Regions from separate parts of the Mus musculus genome. Here regions 2 and 3 are each linked to region 1. Evidence: chromatin loops called from intact Hi-C (ENCODE). Cell type or tissue: left cerebral cortex. All regions are shown on one strand. Each heading gives the region's core, and the rest is flanking DNA. Links, peaks and the distances in the headings are about the cores only.

Evidence for each region. A loop is a pair of places that touch in the nucleus more often than their neighbours do. Peaks named below come from ENCODE experiments on the same cell type or tissue, not always from the same donor. Only the 100,000 strongest peaks of a DNase experiment are listed, where the experiment ranks them.
Region 2: a loop joins it to region 1, with 3 times the contacts of the local background. A loop is called at or near these places in 6 of 42 quality-filtered maps.
Region 3: a loop joins it to region 1, with 2.5 times the contacts of the local background. A loop is called at or near these places in 12 of 42 quality-filtered maps.

Annotation. Positions count from the first base shown.
Region 1 is chr8:111,873,624-111,880,448 of GRCm38, reverse strand. It overlaps Tmem170 (transmembrane protein 170), which reads left to right and starts at 3,774. Exons shown (of 3, transcript NM_025781.2): 1 at 3,774-3,946. The coding sequence starts at 3,814. In left cerebral cortex, for the core only: CTCF peaks have their summits at 2,546 and 3,585; DNase peaks (open chromatin) are centred at 3,190, 3,659, 3,926 and 4,536; H3K4me3 peaks cover 1,287 bases; H3K27ac peaks cover 552 bases.
Region 2 is chr8:113,629,431-113,636,255 of GRCm38, reverse strand. It overlaps Mon1b (MON1 homolog B, secretory traffciking associated), which reads right to left and starts at 457. Exons shown (of 5, transcript NM_173015.3): 1 at 1-457. The coding sequence starts at 134. In left cerebral cortex, for the core only: a CTCF peak has its summit at 3,427 (motif pointing right); a DNase peak (open chromatin) is centred at 3,420.
Region 3 is chr8:111,930,602-111,937,426 of GRCm38, reverse strand. Tmem231 (transmembrane protein 231) reads left to right here and starts at 3,614. Exons shown (of 7, transcript NM_001033321.2): 1 at 3,614-3,799; 2 at 3,898-4,067. The coding sequence starts at 3,661. In left cerebral cortex, for the core only: a CTCF peak has its summit at 3,399 (motif pointing right); a DNase peak (open chromatin) is centred at 3,595; H3K4me3 peaks cover 1,282 bases; H3K27ac peaks cover 507 bases.

The DNA.
Region 1 (6,825 bases), core at 2,130-4,629:
TGTATTTTTTTTTAAGTTTATTTTAAACTGTCACTGTCTTCAGACACACCAGAAATGGGCATCAGATCCCATTACAGATGGTTGTGAGCCACCATGTGGTTCTGGGAATTGAACTCAGATGTCTAGAAGAGCCATCTCTCCAGCCCAAGCTCTTGTTTTTTAATTTGATTCATAATTGATTCTGGCCGGGCGGTGGTGGTGCATGCCTTTAATCCCAGAATTTGGGAGGCAGAGGCAGGCGGATTTCTGAGGTCAGCCTGGTCTACAAAGTGAGTTCCAGGACAGCCAGTGTGGGGAGCGGGTGTGGCGGCAGTCCCAAAGGTGCCAGGGACTGCAGCTAAGTCATATGACTTGCACCTGACTTCCTCATATAAGACACAAACATCTTGAGTGCTGCGCAGGTGTACCAGGATACAGGTGAATCCAATTTGGTGGAGATTTGCCCCTGCTGCCCTGATTAGCTGAAGCCTCGTGACTGGCGAGGGGGCGTGGCCTGCGGTGCGTGGATGAGAGAGAGTATAAAAGGAGTGAGAGGCCCAGGGTTCGGGGGAGATATAAACAAGAAGAATCAGGACTGAATAAACTGCTGTTAGAAGGACTGGTGGTCGTGTCGTTCTTGCTGGTCGAGAGCGGACGCGACAAGCCAGGGCTACAGAGAAACCCTGTCTCGAAAAACCATAAAAACAAAAACCAAAAAAACATAGTTAATGCTGCATTTGAAAAAAAAATATATGTGTGAGGGGTAGGGGAGGTGAGAGGCATATATGTATAGGTGCTCTCAGAGGCCAGGAGAGGGTGACGGGTCCTCTGGGTTGTTGTGAGCTTCCTGGCAGGTCCTCTGGAGGAGCTGGAAGCACACTTAATCACTAAGCCACTTCTCCAGCCCCCTCCTCAACTTGAGACAGCTCAGGCTGGCTTTGCACTTACCAGTAATCTTCCTTTCTCTTCCCAGATTTGAGATTACAGGTGTGAGCTGTCATACCTTACACTCTTATGCTCTCAGAGCAGTTTCTGTTCCTTAGACTCTTCTTTTGTGCTTATAAAGATATGGAAGGGCTCCATGAATTTGTGTGTCACTCTTGAGCAGGGGCCGTACGAATCTCCACATCATTCCAGTTTTACCTATGTGTCATGCAAGAAGCCACTCCTTTCCTTTCATTCTTTCATTAAAAAAAAAAAAAAAGTAATAGAAGCCAGATATAGGGCTGGTGAGATGGCTCAGTGGGTAAGAGCACCCGACTGCTCTTCCGAAGGTCCGAAGTTCAAATCCCAACAACCACATGGTGGCTCACAACCATCTGTAATGAGATCTGACTCCCTCTTCTGGAGGGTCTGAAGACAGCTACAGTGTACTTACATGTAATAAATAAATAAATAAATAAATCTTTAAAAAAAAAAAAAGAAGCCAGACATAATTTGCACAGAAAGTTGCAAGCCAGCCAAGAGAACGCAGCAAGACTTCATCACAAACCAAACCAAAAAGGTAATAGAAATTGTGGGAGTTTATTCCAAAGGAGAAATGAGAAGATTGGATGACCAGAAAAGGCAAATACTCAAAAGTCTCAAAGTACATTTTCCCTACAAAATATCGATGCTTTGCTTTCTAGGTCCTTCCATTTGGCTGTCAAACCACCAAATTTTCATGTCTATATAGGCAATCTACAGATTCTCCCTGGAAGGCTTCTTAGGGACCTTTGTGAAGTGCTGGGGATCAAACCCAGAGCTGCAGGCATATGAGGCAAGGCGTCTCTCAGAGCTATAACCAACCCAACTTTAACTTCTTTCCTTTGGGAGGGAGGTGAACATCTGGGCATTAATGGATATAGCACACTTATGGGAAAGGGCTGTTGGCATTGTTCATGCTATCCTGTAAAAGCAAAAATCCTACAAAATCTAAAATGCTGACAAGATGTCTAAATATACTGAAAAACAGTTGCTGTAAAAGGTTTTAAAGTTATTGATTTATTATATATGTGTATTAGTCTGGATTCTGCAGAGGGAGAGAACTTAAATATTTATATTTATTAATGAATATGTTAAATTATTTATTGAATGTATCATATATATATATATATGTATATATATGATTTATAGAGTGGCTTACAGGAAGTGGTCCAGCTAATCCAGCAATGGCTGTCTACTAATGGAAGGCCCAGAGTCCAGGAGTTGTTCAGTCCATGGGGCTGGATGACCCCGCTGGTCTTTCAGTATACACTGGAATCTCTAAATAGGTTCTAATGCCAGTGTCTTAGTTTGGGTTTTACTACTGTGAGGAGACACCATGACCGAAGCAACTCTTATAAAGGCAAACATTTCATTGGGGCTGGCTTACAGTTTCAGAGGTTCAGTCCATTATCATCATGACAGGAAGCAGGGCAGCAGGCATGCTGGAGAGGGAGCTGAGAGAATCTCAGCAGGAGAAACTGTCTCCTCCGCACTGGGGTGGAGCTTAAACACTAGGAGACCTCAATGCCTGCCTACCCAGTGGCACACTTCCTCTAGCAAGGCCACACCTCCTAATACGTGCCACACTTCGCATGGGCTAAGCATATTCAAACCGGTAGATGGCGTGGTTCAGATCAAAGGTGGATTTTCCACCTCAAAGATCCAGATTATAGGTATTGCTACTTTAAATCCCTCACAGGTTTCGCCAGCCATTGCGGTTTTAGTTCATTCCAGGCGTCGTCAAGTTTACAACCAGGGAGAGCCATGGCCATATGTGTGTGGGAACCTGTGCAGGTCAAAGGACAACTTGCAGTTATGGGTTCTCTTTTACCACGTGGGCTCCTGAGATGGAACTCAGGTCACAGCTCCTAAAAGTTTCAACTTCTGTGACTTAGAGAATTTCTGGTCCTTTTTTTCTTTTTGGTTTTTCGAGACAGGGTTTCTCTGTATAGCCCTGGCTGTCCTGGAACTCACTTTGTAGACCAGGCTGGCTTCGAACTCAGAAATCCGCCTGCCTCTGTTTTGGTCCATTTAAAAAGTCTTATTTTTGCTTGTTGGTTGTTCGGAAGTTGAACCTACAGTCTTTTGTTTTGTCTTGTATTTGCTTTGGTTTTGGTTTTGACAGAGTTTCTCTATGTAGCTCTGGCTGTCCTGGAGCTTATTCAGTAGAGCAGGCTGGCCTCGAACTCAGAAAGCTGCCTGCCTCTACCTCTTGAGTGCTGAGTTTAAAGGCACGTATCACCACCGCCCAGCGAACCTATAGACTTTGACAGGCTAAGCAACTGGGGTTGGAATCTAGGGATGTGCAGCTAGGCTGGTTCTCTGTCAATACATATTCAGTCCTACAGAGAAATTTGAGTAGGCTAGTGGTCACTTAATTTTTATTTTTGGTGATGTATCCTTGTATACTATTTTAAAATGTATGTGAGTCTATGTGTATGTGAAGGTAAAAAGACAACCATGGGAGTTGGTTCTCACCTTTCACCATATGAGTCCTAGGGATGGAAGGCAAATCCTTCATGCTTGGAGGCAAACACCTCGCCTCTACCCGCTGAGCAATCTCACCGGACTTGTCCTACTTAAAGGTGGCACTAAAGAGGGCAGAGCCCAACACACCCAGATGGAGCAGAAGAAACTTGCCACTAGGGGCGCAGCATGCCGTGGGTTTCTCTAATCGAACGCAGCGCCAGGGGGCGGGAACAACCGTTACCCCGCCCCCTCCATCTGCGGCGCCCTGTGATTGGAAGGAGAAACGATTACTCTAGCAGCGCCGTTGGAGTGGGCGGGAGAAGAGGGCCGGCCAAAGGTGACGCCGTGGCTGCGGAGGTGCGGTACTCCGCGGCGCGGCGGGCGGTGGATGGCGGCGGGATGGAGCGCGAGGGGAGCGGCGGTGGCGGCGGCTCAGCCGGGCTCCTGCAGCAGATCCTCAGCCTGAAGCTCGTGCCGCGGGTGGGCAACGGGACCCTGTGCCCCAACTCCACTTCGCTCTGCTCCTTCCCAGGTACGCCCCGCCCCGCGCCTGCGCACTGCGCACCTGTCGCCTGCCTCCCAGGGCGAGGCCGAGGCAGCCCTGGAATCGCACTTGGGGCGACGGCTGTCCAGTCCTAGTGACTGCTAGTATCCTTCCTCTGAGAGCCTGTGTGCTGACGCTGTCCTCTGACTCTGTCCTACACCCACTTTCCCACCAGCCTGCTCAGACCTGTTGCGGATTCCCCCACCCGCACCTAGAAGAACTTAAGACAGAACTTCTAAATTGCTCTTAGCTCTTACCCGGGCTTCGCCGCCTTCTGCCAGGAGGGCTTTTAAAGTTACATTTACATTGTAGAACTGCTACAATTCAGAAAGTTGTGGAGAAGAGAATGATCCCCTGAGGTTATTAATAAAGGCCCTCAGGGGAGGGCATGATTGCTTTGGGTTTTTGAAGGCAAGACGACAGAGGCGGGGGTGGGGTGGGGTGTGGGGGGGTAGGGGTATTAGGACACTGCCGCAAAGAGAAACTAACCCAGTGACGTTGTAAAAGAGGATGACGGGTGGGATTGCTGACTGCAACCTTCGACCAGACACCTGTGAGTCTCATCTACTGGGCAGCGACTGCCAGGCGCCTCTCGGTGGACACCTGGGACCTGCCTGTGTAGTAGCTGACAAGGTGGCTGCCTTTTTGTTTTGTGGCAGCTGAAGATGTTAGCTTGTGATCCTGCCCACAAGAAAAGAGTCTGGGAGTTCAGATTGTTTCCAGAAGTACTAGTGTCCCACCTGACAGTGATTACAAATAAATACATATATAAATAAACAAACAAATCTGAAAGTGATTACAAATAAGTAAACACACAGACACACAGCATTCTGGCGACCTTCTCCAAAAGATGAAGGGTTCTTTCTTTCCTAGGATTCAGTGAGTCTGTTCTAACTCATTTTCTTACTTCTCTCCCAACTATTAAGGAGATTTCCAAACCTGAGAAGGCGAAACAGAGAATAACAAGTACCCATATGCTTAGTTCGGGTGGTAAAAGTCACATGTCTACTTAAAAGCTGAGGCTCATTAGGCACTTGTGAGACCATCATAGGTGGGGTTAGGTAGGCCTAGATGGTAGGCTAGATTATGGGGCCACAGTTGTATATTTGGCTGGTGTTGATGGATGTCTCATGCAAAGCAGGACTATTCTGGTTTTACAGCCTTGGTCACATCAATGTGCATGTGTGTACACATCACAATTTAACTTCCTGCACTGCGGAAGACGAGACATTAGGATTCTTGAGCTCAAAACTTCTGAACCAGGGATGTGTGTCCTGTCACTGTCACGGTGCCCCCAAGTCAGATCACTTCTAAAATCCATAACACGGATAAAGGGATGTTATTTAAATAGGCCTTATTTAAATTTTTCTCTAGTCAACCAAATAGCTTTTTTCTTAAAAACAAAAAATTGCCGGGCATCGTGGCGCTCGCCTTTAATCCCAGCACTCAGGAGGCAGAGGCAGGCAGATCTCTGAGTTCGAGGCCAGCCTGGTCTCCAAAGTGAGTGCCAGGACAGCCAGAGCTACACAGAGAAACCTTGTCTCAAAAAAAGAAAAAAGAAAAAAAATTTTAAATATATGCATGTGTTTGGGTGTGTGGATGTGAGTACAGGTGCCCACCCAGGCCAGAGGCCGGGAGTTACAGGTGGCTGGGCTATCTGACCTGGTTGCTGGAAATAGAACTCAGGTCCTCTGAAAGAGCAGCAACCACTCTATCTCTGAACTGTTTCTTCTTTGTGATTCTTTTTTTTTTTTTTCATTTTGTTTCTGTTTTTATTTGGTGAGAGAAAGAGTTGTTTTACCAAGAAGGAAAAAAGGCAGATGGCCTGTGAGCTGAGAAAAGGGAGCCGGTCAGAAGCCTTACTGAAGTCCAGATGCTAATCAAGAGTCAGACATGAGCCATAATGCGTCAGCGCTCAGGGCTCACTGGGAACTGAACTCAGATCCTCTGGAAGAGCAGCAGCCGCTCCCAACTGCTGAGCCATCTCTCCAGACTCTCCTGAAAATGCTAATCCGCATGATGTATTTGGGTTTTATTCCTGCTATGGCTGTGACAAGGGTACCATTTACCAGGACTCATTCCTTCATCGGGTCACCCTTCTAGCCGATGTGGGCTCCTGACTGGAGGTATAAACCTGGGTAGGATCACAACAAGCTAAACACTAGGCTAATGCAGAACAGATAGCCCTTGACCTCAAGTTGACCAGAGTGCATCATGAGCACGCCCCATCCCCGCAGTGTCTCATCTTCATTTGGAATTCTGGTTATAATGCGTACTTAAAGGTTTCCCCCTAGTTAGAGACACTAAGGCCCTCTTACTAGGAATCTATTCAGAGTCCTGAGCCTGATTCCCTTTCTACTTTGGTCACACAGGAAAAGTTAACTTGTACTTTATGCTAACTCATGGCAGATCATTGCCCTAAAATATTCTGTGGTTTCTCTACACTAAAAAGCTTTGAATTGATTTTTTTTTTTAAATCCACTTTTGTAATTTGGACATCTAGAGTTCTGCCAGAGTCTCCTTCTGACTTGCTCTGATCTCTTTTGCTGTTTCTTTGTGTTTGTTTGTTTGAGACAAGGCCTCATTGTGTAGCCGAGGTGGCCAGAGAACCTGAGCCTTCCAGGCGTTGGTGCTGAGATTCCAGGCCTGCACCACCGAGACTGGCTTTTAGTTGTCATTTGTAATAATCAGGAATGACATTTGTTCTCTGAACATAGGGTTTCACTAAATTAATGTCAAATTAATCACACCCAAGAATATTTTGATTATGCTGTTGCTGGAGTCAAGAATGGATCCAACTTAGACAAGTCAGTAATACATTTACAGAATATGATGTATCTGTTGAAGGTTTTTTAAAAAATATTTTT
Region 2 (6,825 bases), core at 2,379-4,878, 1.8 Mb before region 1:
TCCCCATCTCCGGGATCCAGCGTGCTTGCGTGAACCCTTTCACTGTCTCCAGCCTCCTCTCTGGGGAACTGCGTGTCCACCAAGTCCTCCACGCCCCCGGGGGCTGGGACAGCATTATCTCCTCCGGCCTCCATCTGCACATCCCTGGAGAGAAGGGGAATCGAGGGTGATGGGCAGCAACAGAAAACTTCTTACAAGCCTTCAGGGAGCCAGACCCCCCGGATACATTCCTAGTGCGGTTTCCCCTACGGTTTTCGACAGGACGCGACATTCAAAACCATGACCAAATACTTGCACCCTCCGGCACTTTCGGATGGGTGACGCTCCGCTGGGCTTCTGCCAACACGGTACATCAACACCTGTTTCAACCTCTTATCTCAACTGGGTGGACAGCAACACTTTGAGGAGCCGCTGCCGCACCACACTTCCTGGTGTGGTGGGGACTTGCCACACTTCCGGAAGCGACGCCTCCCCGGGACACTTCCGGTTTCACGGCCGTATTGACTCCCCGGAGTGCCAATGGCAGCCACACGCTGCGTTCCCTCACCGTAAGGATAGCGCGGGACTCTCCCGGAACTCTGTGGAATCTGCGCGTCCTTCCACCGGACGCAGCCAGGATCGGCTGTGAAGTGGGGCCAGACCGGCCCACTTCGCGTACCAAGGGCTACCGGCTGAAGGGGGCGCGGCCTGGAAATCTACTAGGTCGAGGGGGCGGGACCTAGTCCCTCTCACCCAATCAAGAGTAGGCTCTCCCTTATGTCCCGCCCCATTCTGGTGGAGCCTCCGCAGATAGTGTGCGCTAATTGGCGAAAGCCACTGCTCATCCCTTGACTGACATCTCCCTGTTTCTAACCGAAACCTCACTCCTGTTCCGGTCTTTGCTGGAATGAGAGAATGCCGAACCAATGAACTCGCGTCCCCAGTATTGAGACAACTTCACGCTCTTTTATTCAATTATAGGGGCAGGGCGGAGCGTATGCTTGACGGACAGCTCTCTTTCCAATCGGAACGTCGCCCGCAGCCCAGTCAGCCTATGGGACTCGGATGCTGAAGCAAGAGGCGGGCTCTGCTGGTGGGACTGACTCTTGGGATTCTGGACTCCGCCAGCCTGCGAGGGGAGCTTACGGAAACAAAAGCAAGCTGCTTAGGGCTAGTGTGTGCGGGCAACACGAGCGCACCCCACTAGCAAGGAGAGGTTCTGTGGGCCGAGCCAACCAGATCGGCAGCCTAATCCAATAGCGGAGTGGGGGGTGTGGTTGTCAGGGACCGCTGCGTTCTGGTTGGCTGAGAATTCTGCCGCACCTACCTCCGGGTATCACCATTGGCTACTATGTATGATGGGCCAGGGGCAGCAACAGCAGTGAGGAATCTTGTGAACAGAAGCACCTAGATGCTCTCTTCCTTAAGGCTGTGGAGCGGGGATAGGTGTATCTAGGCGGCCAGAAGTCGCTCCAAACTAAGTGTTGTTCATTTTGGTTTTGAGTCACAGGCTCCTAATAACCCAGGCTGGCCTTAAACTCGCGATCCTCCTCCCTCACCCTCTATCTGGCCCTAAACCCAAGTCAGAGTAGATTACAGTGCTGCTCCAGCACCTGCCATTGCCTTTAGGTTTAGAATGAGGGTGTGAATATCCCTGTTCTGGACGTCCAGGTCCGTTTTTTAGGTCTTTCTGTACATTGGTCTTTGAGACTGCTTGAAGCCTCGCAGTTTGTGTCTCTGAGTGTTACTATATTATTATCAGAGAAAATAGAGTTAAAATAACAACAACGACGACGACGACATAATGACATAAAGGTCGAGGATTTCTGTTTTGGATACAGGGTTTCGGGTACCCCGGGCTGGCTTCTCACTCACCAAGTGGCAAGGATTACTCTGCTTCCCGCCTCTGTTTCCCCAGTACTTGAAATAACTGATGTGCCCTTAACACCAGGTTTGTGTCATGCTGTGGTGCGAACCCAAGGCTTCATGTATTCTGGGCAAGCATTCTACCTCGTGAGACCCATCCCTCCGGGCTCCAAGATCAAGGAGGTGTCATCAGCCAGGAGACATAACATCCCTGAATATTTAGATACTCAAAGACAAAACTTCAAAGTACCTAACTGTCAAATTGACAAAAACTCAAAGGGAAAATAGCTCATGAGGTTAGGTGATGATTTCAACATTCTGTGCTCACTAAAAATGGCCGAAACTGATGGCAAAAAAAAAAATAGATAAATATTTAAATCTAAATATCTAATATCTAAATAAATAAATAAGGTTACAGAAGATATGATCAACAGCTGGCAAATGAATTGATATTTATTAAAAAAATTCTGCTCAATTACAACAGAGTGGATTTTTTTCCAAATGCGCATGCTGGACCAAAAAATTAAAAAAAAAAAGTTAATGCCCCTTTAGAAGCTAAATCTTTCAGAGAAAATTGTTTGATTACAACAGAAATTGTGGCTATTGTTAGCAGAGATTGGAGAATTCTTCCAAGAGTAGGAATTAGGTCAGTACTCATCATATGAACACATTATGACTCAAATATTAAATCCATGGGATATTCAGGAGTATCTTCAGCTTCATGAAAACAGGAAGAATGAGCAACTGCGGAGACTGTAAATCACGAGTGCTCACAGGGAAATGTGCAACTTTATATATTCACACGGGTATGAGAAGAGACACTCATAACCAATGATCTACACGGGAGCCTTAAGATGATAGGGAATGAGAGGAAGCTAGACCTGCAGTAGAAATAAGACGACAATAAAGATGCAATTCAGTGAGAGGGAAGACATACAGTCAAAAGAGACAATGTAGAAATCGTTCTTTCTTTGAAAAGGTCAGCATAGTTACTAAAATGTGTGCTTAAATGATAAAACCAGTGATCAATAGGATTGAAGGATAACATGATTAGAGGTCTCTAGACATATTACAATATTATAAATTGATTTTTTTAAACAAAGGAAGGATAGATAGCTAGATAGCCTTGCACTCGCTAGTGTGAAGGAAAGATAAAGTGATGGATGGACCTACGGACACTCAGTCCCTCACTCCCTGTCCCAGGCTTGGACCTCACTGGAAACCTTTTGCTCTTGTTCCAATATTAGAGGTCTTAAAGACATTCCTTAGAACAATGGTTCTCAACCTGTGGGTCACAGCCCCTTTTTACAGGGGTCACCTAAGCCCATCCTGCACATCAGATATTTATATTGTAATTCATTACAGTAGCAAAATTACAGTTTTGAAGAAGCAATGAGATAATTTTATGTTGGGGGGGGTCACCACAAGATGAGGGACTGTATTAAATGGGCACAGCATCAGGAAGGTTGAGAATCACCACCTTAGAATGTGTAAGTGGGTAAGATGCCTAGAAACCAGTGGGATCCAAGGAGAGGGAACAGTAGATCACCGTCAGCATCGTTGTTTTTTGCAAGAATGACCAGTAGATGGCACAAAATCCACATGATAGAGACCTTCCAAACTCAACTCACTGTCCAGTAAATACCAGGAAAACACCAGTGAATTGTCTTCAAGAGCTTAGGTTCTCACTTCCATGACAAGAATCCAAATCTGAAACCATCTAAGACTCTTGTTTCTCTCACGATTAAGACTCACTAAGAGAACATAATCTACTCTGAAAACTCATTTTCAAAAGGCTTGACTATGCTTTCTCAGACTCGTTAGGAGAATGTTCTTCCTATAGCAAAGATTGACAACCCAAAGTGGTGAGTCTCAGATGGCTAGAGAGATAGATATACAGGGGATAATTTTGCACAAGGGAGAGTTCACCTATCTGAAATCTGCGGAAATAAGGCGCTATTTACGGTTCAGAAGTAATGGGAGCTGGTATTTGTTCAGAACACTGTAGTAGGCAGAACCAATAAACATTAAGGAGGAAGACAGGGTGACTGATGATACAGCTTGGTGGTGAAGAGCACCTGTAGAGGACCCATGTTAAATCGCTAACAGCAGAATGTGCTACAAATGACAGGCAATTCCAGGTCTGGGGCTCCTGGCACCTCCTTCTGGCCTCACTTCCACCCACACTTATGTGGGATTACACAGGTAAATAAAAATAATAACAAGCGAAAGAAAGAAAGGAAGAAAGAAAGAAGGAAGGAAGGAAGGAAGGAAGGAAGGAAGGAAGGAAGGAGGAAGAAAGGAAGGAAGGAAGGAAGGAAGGAAGGAAGGAAGGAAGGAAGGAAGGAAAGGTAGATTTATTTATTGTCCTAGCATCCATCTCTCTTGCTGTGATAGAACTTTCTGAGCGAAAGCCATATTGGGGAGGAAGGGTTTGTTTGCATTACAGGTTGGATCACATCATCCAGAGAAGCCAAGACAGAAGCTTGAAGTCAAAACCACGGAAGAACCTTGTTTATTAGCTTACTTTCCATGGCTGCCTCAGCCTGCTTTCTTTTACAACCCAGGACTCTCTGTCCAGGGTGGCACCACCCACAGTGGGCTGGACCCCCCACACACATAAATCATTAGTTAAGAAAATGCCTCACAGACTTGCCCACAGGCCAGTCATCTAATGGAGGCAATTCTTCATTAGAGTTTCTTCTTGCTGGGTGATTCCAATTTGTGTCAAGTAAACTAACCAGTGCACTTACCATTATTTGGCTATCACCCAATGCATATGTATATCAAGACATCATATAGTTCACCACAAATAAGTACAATTTTATATCATTTTAAAATTAAATATATAATGACTCCTTCCCCACAATAATGAGCCTACTCCATGTATAATGGCATTAGTCCATTTTAGATGGTGGGTCCTTGATTCCTACCCTCTAAATCCTGTTACAATGGCACTTAAAATTCAGCATAAGTTTTAAAAGAGACAAATCTTCAATGTGTTTGTTTTGCAACAGTCCCACAGCATAGCATTTTATATGATTTTACTTGGGAAGCACTCTGGTACTCAGAGATCAAATACTTGCCCAAGATCACGTAGTTAGAAAAATTATACATTTCTATTTTCATTTGTTTACAATACATGGAATTAGCCTGGTGTTAGTAACATTGAGATGTTACGAATTCAGATGAATAGTAATTGCTCTCTTGACCGCATGAAGCATGTGCTAAAATCTCGTTAACTATGCTCCTTGGAAGAGTGAATATGATTGGTCTGCCCTGAGTCAAGGTGACCCTAAGGTTAATTTGTTAGGAAATCATGTGGCAATAGTGTGAACAGAATATTTGAGCCCAGGCACTCCTGCTGGCTCCAGGTTCCATGTCTCACTCTAGTGCAGTGGGTGGAGTAGTTACATCACCCAAGCCAGCTAGCTGATGCTCAGGACCAACTCATTACTGTTCCAAAGCAGGGCTCCAGTTCTTCTCAACTGCTGTGTGTCTCTGGTGTCATGGCTCACTTTTTAAGAGCTTCACACTATCGACAAGCATCCTTGGGACCAGCTTTGTTCTCATTACAGTGTGTTAAGACTTCTGGGCCTAGGAAAGTGTGCCTTGCCAGTTCCTTCCCTAAAACTTGATATGATGGTTAGGGCTCTTGACTGAAAGTAAGAGAAAGCAGCTCCAGGCAGAAACCTGAAAGTCTACTGAAGTGCCCCAGCATCTCTCCTAACAATGCAGGTTGGAGAATGGCTGGCTTCCATGAGAGATAGAACTGGAGATGGGAGAACTGGAGTTCTCACCCAAGAACTCTACATTGAGTCCCTGCCCATGGTTCTCTCTGCATATATTTGTTGTATACGCAGGTCAGCTGAAGTTCTCAAAATCCCGTCCAGTGTTCAGCCACAAATGAAAATTTGACGTGCTGGGCTAGACTTTAAGTTCTGTAGAAATGTGGTGAGGTATTTTGGTGATGGAGGTAGGTTTGTTTACGTGGTATTGGGGGATTGAGCCCAGGCCTTTGTCCATGCAGATCAGATACCCTACCACTAAGCTACACTCTTCAGTCTTTCTCTGAAAAGAAAAAAAAAAAAGGATAACAGGAAGCCCTTCTGGGCATCTCTACCAGATTCCAGTGAATGACTTTCATATGATACAGCCTCTCTTCAAAAGACTAGTCTCAAAGGACTCTGGGGGCGGGGATTTCACTCAGTGTCTTCTGAGCGCACTGCACCTCCAAAGAATGGCTTGTCCATCTCCTACATGATCCTTTTGGCCCACAAATCATCAGCTCCCAGCCTTCTTTAGATTCAGTTATGGAGGACCTGAGGCATGCCAGTCCGATTAGAGTACCCTAATACAGACCATAATAGTTAGTTTAGGGACAGAGGAACAATGACGAATTCTTGGAACTTTTTTTTTTTTTTTTGGAGTTATTCTAAGATAGTCTCTGTTTTGTTTTTTGTTGTTGTTGTTGTTGTTGTTTTTATTTCTATTTATTTATTTATTTATTTTTTAATTAGGTATTTTCCTCGTTTACATTTTCAATGCTATCCCAAAGGTCCCCCATACCCACCCCCCCAATCCCCTACCCACCCACTCCCCCTTTTTGGCCCTGGCGTTCCCCTGTACTGGGGCATATAAAGTTTGCAAGTCCAGTGGGCCTCTCTTTGCAGTGATGGTCGACTAGGCCATCTTTTGATACATATGCAGCTAGAGACAAGACCTAAGAAATAACCCTAATTCTTTACTAGAGACGAGGTGATGTAAGTATGGGGCTCTAAAAGCCCTCTCATCTGCTGTATTAGTCAGTGTTCACATCGAAGTGACCAAACTACCTGCCAGAAATAAGAAAGGAAAGGTTTATTTTGGCTCACGCTTTCAGTGTAGGAAAGCATAGGGAATAGCTTAGTAGCCTGGGACTCCACTTGATTTGGGCTGTAGACAAACCTCTCTCCTAACAATGTACTTAGCTGTCTAAAC
Region 3 (6,825 bases), core at 2,055-4,554, 57 kb before region 1:
TGTGCTAAAGGGAGGAATTTGACATTGAGCCAGGACAGGGAAGTAAGCTCAGGCCTGAATCTGATTTGGGGCTAGAACAAAGAAGTAGGCCTCAGGCATGAATATGATTTTGGGTTAGGATGGGGAAGTAGGCTCTGCTATCTTGGTCACCCTGATTAGCCCTTAGAAAAAGTGATCTTGGGACATTGTTTATTGCCTTGCTCGTTCCTTGACTATTTGTGTTTATTGTCTTGTTTGTTCCTTAACCTAGAACTGACCTTTTTACTTGCATGTAATTAAAATGGTAAAAAAGCAGATTGGGAAAAAAATAAAAGCATCTCAGCCTCTGAACTGGCTGGGGTCATGCTACAGTGTTGTCTAATTGTCTTTTTCTCTTTTTAATCCTCATTCCTGCCCTGGAGAAACTGTTGACTGACTGAGCTGGTTTGGTTACACTATCCCAGTCCAAGACCTGTGTCTATCCCTTAAAAGCATGTAAGAGCTAAGTACACTTCCTAGGGAGAAACCCACTGTTCATCACCCAATAGGCAGGCACGTCCCACGACAACTATGATGAGGAGCAATGTCTTTCTGTCTTATTTGCTCAGATGGTACCTTTTTTTCTTTTGGTTCATCCTTCATTAAAGCATCCATGTGTTGGTCATTGCATTTAGCTTTCTCAAATATTCTAAGGCACTGGATGCCTTCTACATGGGGGCAGCAAACGGAGGAGGTGAGTGGAGCAGTAGGAGGTAGATCAACCATCATGGCAGACCATTAAGTCAGGCAGGATGGACTTAGGATGATGGAGACAGAGGCAGACATGGACAGTGTAAGACAGCCAGGGGCCAGCACAAAGCCAAGGAAAGAAAATACAGGCTCAAGGAAAGAACTAGGAAGTGACTAGGCAAAAGAAATGCTGGCCAGTCTTGAGGCAGGAGTGCTAACCTGACCCAAGACTCCAAGGAGGAGCTCCTGTGGTGGATACAAAAAGAACTAAGGGTTCCATTCCGTTTTGTTTGTTTGTTTGTTTGTTTGTTTGTTTGTTTGTTTGTTTTTACTGTTGGTGGTGATGCTGTTTGGATGTTTTCTTTAATTTTGTTTATGACCAAGGTCTCGTGTGTGTATCCCAGGACAATATAGCCAAGACTGGACTTGAATTCCTATGCTTGTGGTTTATACATTCATGTATGTGGATGCCTGTGCCCACGTGTATAGATGTGATGGTCACAGTAGGATATCAGGGGTCTCTCCCTACCACACATCATTTATTCCTCTGAGACAGGGTTTCTTATTGAATCTGGAGCTAGTCTAGCAGTCACCAAAAGCCCCAGCCATCCTGAAATTACAGGCACACACATCCTGATCTGGCTTTTTCCTGAGCTCCTGTTTATGCTGCCAGTGTTCTTTCCTACTGAACCAGCCTGGCTTGGATGGTTGTGCTAGTTTCATGTAGCCCAGGCTGGCCTCAGGCTTGCTTTGTAGCCAAGCTTGGCCTTAAACACCTGATCCTCCTGTCTCAGCCTTCAAAACACTAGGATTTCAGGTATGAACCCCCTACTCCCATCTGAAATACATAGTTGGAAGGAAATGACTTTATCATCTTTTGAGGCAAACTTCAGGGACAGGAGAACACAATGTAGATTGGGTTGGTCTGGGACTCACAGAAATCCACCTCCCTCTGTCTCTGCTTCTGCCTCCCCAGTGCTGGGAATAAAGGTATACACCACCACACCCAGCTAAGGCTAAACCATTTTATACTTCTAAATTCGTAACAGTCACCTCCCTGTCTCACCGGTGACTTAGCGACAGTGTATGTTTCCTTCTGTCGACTCTTTGGAGGCAAACATTCTCTTACTCAGAGAACAACCACCACAAAGAATCTACATTACATTCAGCCATTCCAAAACGGTTATTTAAGCACAGTTTTTATTTTTTAATTTAAAAATACATTTATATTTCCTATTATTATTATTATTTATTTTTTGAGACAAGGTTTTTCATTGTAGCCTTGGCTGTCCTGGAAGTCACTCTGTAGACCAGGCTGGCCTAGAACTCAGAGATCTGACTGCCTCTGTCTCCTAAACACTGGGATCAAAGCTGTGTGCCAACACCTTTATTTTAACTACATGTGTTTGGGTGTTTTGCCTGCGTGTGTGTCTATGGACCATGTGTCTGCAGTGCCCACAGAAGCTGTTGGATCCCCTAGGACTGGAGTTACAGTTGGCTCTGAGCCCCTGTGTGGGTGCTGAAAGTCAAACCTTGATCCTCTGGAAAACCGGCCTCTCCAGCTTACTTACATGTTACACTACATTTACTTATTCATTATTTGTGCATAGATGCAGATGAGCACCATGACAGGCATGTAGAGGTCAGAGGACAGCCTTTCCAGAATTAAGATAGATGGTGGGAGCTGGAGAGATGACCCAATTGTTAAGAGCACCGATTGTTCTTGCAGAGGACCTGGAGAAAGGAGAATTGAGGGCCAGCACAGGCTACATAGTAAGACCCTACTTCCAAACAGGTAAAAATCTGTCTTCCATGTTAAGATATTGGTGTTAGTATTTACCTAAGTGATCAGCTAATGCTAACTTTGGGGAAGACAGTATCAGTGTTTATAGCTAACAAAGTACAACAGAAGGAGCCATTTAGTAAAATACCCTTTAACCTTTTTTTTTTTTTTTTTTTTTCCGAGACAGGGTTTCTCTGTGTAGCCCCGGCTGTTCTGAAACTCACTTTGTAGACCAGGCTGGCCTCAAACTCAGAAATCCGCCTGCCTCTGCCTCCTGAGTGCTGGGATTAAAGGCGTGCACCACTACGCCCGGCCTTTTATTTTTTGTTTTTGTTCTAACCTTTAAATAATCAGGGGGTTTGTTTCCTGTTTTCTATCTTTCCTGCTATGGGGCATAGTGAAAGCATTAACCTTGAAGACAAAAGTACCTGGTTCTAGGACGGTGGCCTTGTTATAGGAATGTCCCGACTTCAGTATGAACCTCAATGGAGTTTTTGCATTGAAACAAAGTCTCCAGTATCTCTGGCTGGTCTCAAACTCACAATGTAGCTAAAGATGACCTTGGACTTCTGATCCTTCTGTCTTCACCTGAAGAGTTGTTAGTGTTACAGATGTGGGCCAAGGTGCCTGGTTTAATGAAGTGCTGGAGATGAACTCAGGGCTTCCTGTATAGTAGGCTAGCCCTCTACCAACTAAGCTACATCAACCATCCTTATGTCATGAGTTAATAGATGATCTATGGGGTGATGTCAACATCTATGCACGTCTGATTTTGTACAATTGACACAGACTTTGGTGAGTGAAAATATCATTACAGTTGCTTTCTTTTTTTTTTTTTTAAGATTTATTTATTATATGTAAGTACACCACTGTAGCTGTCTTCAGACATTCCGGAAGAGGGCGTCAGATCTCATTATGGATGGTTGTGAGCCACCATGTGGTTGCTGGGATTTGACTCAGGACCTTTGGAAGAGCAGTCAGCGCTCTTACCGGCTGAGCCATCTCACCAGCCCATACAGTTGCCTTCTTGAAGAGACGCGCAGGCACAGCACTAACACAGGACCCTCCTCCTGCTAGCTCCACCCCCTTCTAGAGGCCTGCATGCCTGCTATTGGTTCCTCTGCCCGCCGTCGGTTGCCGTGGAGACTCGGCGCTGCGGCCCTGCGCTCATGGCGCTGTACCATCTCTTCTCTCACCCAATCGAGCGCGCTTACCGCGCGGGGCTCTGCTCCAAGGCCGCGCTCTTCCTGCTGTTGACCACCGCGCTCACCTACATCCCCCCGCTGCTGGTGGCCTTCCGGAGCCACGGTGAGCCTGCCCGGGCCTGGAGGGCCACACGGCGCGGCCGGCGGGCCCAGGCCGGCAATCCTAACCTGGCTCCCCCCAACCCGCCTTGTCTCCCGCAGGGTTTTGGCTGAAGCGGAGCAGCTACGAGGAGCAGCCGAACGTGCGCTTCCAGCACCAAGTGCTGCTCGTGGCTCTCCTGGGGCCGGAGCCTGAAGCCTTCCTCGCCTGGAGCACGTTCCCCACCTTCAACCGGCTGCAGGGGGCTCACCTGCGCGTCCCGCTCGTGTCGGTGCGTGGTTCCCGCCCGGATCCTGGGGGTGATAGGATGGAGTGAGATCCCAGTTTGGGTCATTTGACCGGGTGTGAGAGCAGAGTCTCGTGTATCCCAGGCTTGCCTTAAACTATATAGCCAAAGTCGTCTTTCAACAACTGATACTCGGCCTTCACCTTCCCAGTGCCGGGGATTCGCTATGCAACGCCCTGCTGGGGTATATGGGGTGCTGGGAATCAAACCCAAGGCTTTGTGCTTGCATGCAAGGACTTAACCACTGAGCCACTCTCAGTCCCACAGCTTGGATCTTAAGGAGCCACGAGGGTTGGAAACAAAAGTCCCTTTGGCCTGCGCATGCTTAACTTTCTAGATAGTTTTATTCAGTTTCTCCAGGTTTCCCTAGAAAGGCAGCCGTGCAGGCACTGTGTTTGCCGGACAACAAGAGTCCAGAGCCTGTTTCTGGTGCTGGTCATTTTCTGAATGGAAAGGTGGCTGAAGAAAAAACCCCTTTGAGGGCTTGTAGGCGGAGTTCTGTACACCCCAGTACGCTGCTGAGTTTGAACATCACCAAGCTGTAAAGACAGAAAGTACCAGTGTTTTTATGCAGACTTGATGCGGGGTAGGGCGGGGCAAGCGGTGATTGGTTGAATTCTCAGGTCCTGCTCTAGCCAAGCCACGCCTGTCTGGGTTAGGCTTCTCAACTCTTTGCCACACTGCAGCTGTCTCCTGTGTAAGGGAAACATTTTACTGGCTGCAGTTTAGTGTTTACTTTCGCATAAATCAAGTGCTTCCTTACGGTCATCCCTTGCCGTTCATATAATGACATGGGCAGAGTGATGACTTTAACTAGGTGTTTGTTAGTAAATATTTTGTTTCTAACCTCCACCTGAGGCAGGATTGCCCCCCCCCTTCCCTGACCTATACAGCAAGCTCAGGGCTATTCAGTCTCAAAAGCGTAGCGCTGGCATGTAAAGTCAAAAGACAACTTGGAGGGGTCAGTTCCCTCCTGTCACTGTCCCGGGAATCCAGCTTGGATTCCCAGGGTTGGCTGCAGGAGTCTTTACCTGCTGAGCTATCTCATTACCCATCCTTGATTTTTTTTTTTTTTAATTTGCTCCAATCGTTTTACTATTAAAATTAGTAAGTGAATAAACAAAGCTTTAACTAAATCCTACAGCTTTTTTATTCTTTTTGAGATGGGTTATTGCTATGTTGCCTGCCCAAGCTGTAAGCCCAGTTCAGCCAGCTACGAAGCTGGGACTACAGACGTGAGGCCCAGACTTAAGTCATGCACGTCTGAATGCCAGTGGAAGCGTTTTGTTGAAATTTCATGCACTTAGAGAAAACAAAGCAAGCAAGTAAAGTAATTGTTAACTGCAAGGAAATAAGCCACGAGAAGACGCTAGGAAGGATGCGCAGTCAAGGTTGCGAACCGGACTTGCGTAGTAGTCTTAGTTACGACATGAAAGGCTGACTAAGCAAAATGCGCACCTAGGGAAACTGAAGGGATGAGAGAGGGGGAGGTGCGATGGGGCCTGGTGGGAGTGGGAGGGGAGCGCAGGCTCCAGCTTCCCCCGTGGAATGTCAGTAGAGGATTCTCATGAAAGAGGTGGAGACTCGGCAAATCTTATTTAAACATCTGGAAAGCGTTTCTTTCTATTTGTTAGAACAGGGTTTCTCTGTGTAGCGCTGGCTGTCAAATAACTTGCTCTGTTGACCAGGTTGGCCTCGAACTCAGAGATTTGTCAACCTCTCCCTCCCCTCTGCTACTACCGCCAGCCACCCAGCCTGGGGAGGGCTTCTAACACACTCTCATTAGGTAACTAATGCAAAAGTTTTTGCTTTGGAAGTTTTGTTTTGTTTTAACATCATTGCACTCTTTTATTCTTCAGATGGTCAAGACTCTTCCCCCAGGCCACCAACACATACCCTTTTAGTTTCTTGAGACTGCATGTCATGTCATCCAGGATGGCTTGGTTTTGTAGCCTAGGATGACCTTAAAGACTTTGTGTTTCGGTCTTCCAGCCTGTGCCTGCTCAGCGCTGAGACTGCAGTTGTGAGCCACCACGCCTGCTTTTACTATTTATGTACTTACCTTGCTGCTTTGCTTATTTTATTCTCTGTGTGTGGGTACTTTGCCTACATGCACATATATGTATACTATGTGATGCCTGGTGCCTCGGATCCCCTGGAACTGGAGTTATAGACAGTTGTAAACTGCCCTATGGGCCCTGGGAATTAAACCAGGATCCTCTAGAGGAACCGCCAGTGCTCTGAACTGCTAAGCCAGCTCTCCAGCTCCATTTATTAATTTATTTATCCCTAAGACAGGGCTTTGTAATGAAGTCCAGCTATGGGCCAGGTTGCCCATATGGATCTGGTGATCCTTCTCTTACTAACTACGAAGATTACAAGCAAGGCCGGCCACACCTGGCCCCATTTTTATTCTCAAGCCTCTAATGCAATAGAGCCTTCCTAGTGCTTCCATCCTTTAACACAGTTCCTTATGCTGTCGTGACCACAACTAAAAAATTATTTCATTGCTACTTCATAACTGTAATTTTGCTACTTTTATGAATTGTAATGTAACTGATATGCAGCCTCTGTGAAAGGGTCCTTCAGCTCCCCACCTCCCCAAAGAACTTGAGATCCATAGGTTGAGAAACTCCGCTCTAAGGCCTCTAGAGAAGAGTGATTGGGTGAGGGGCCAGGGTAGAGGTGGACCTGCCCTTCCCTGTGTACTCACTCACTGAGCTTCTTAAGATCCACACTTCAT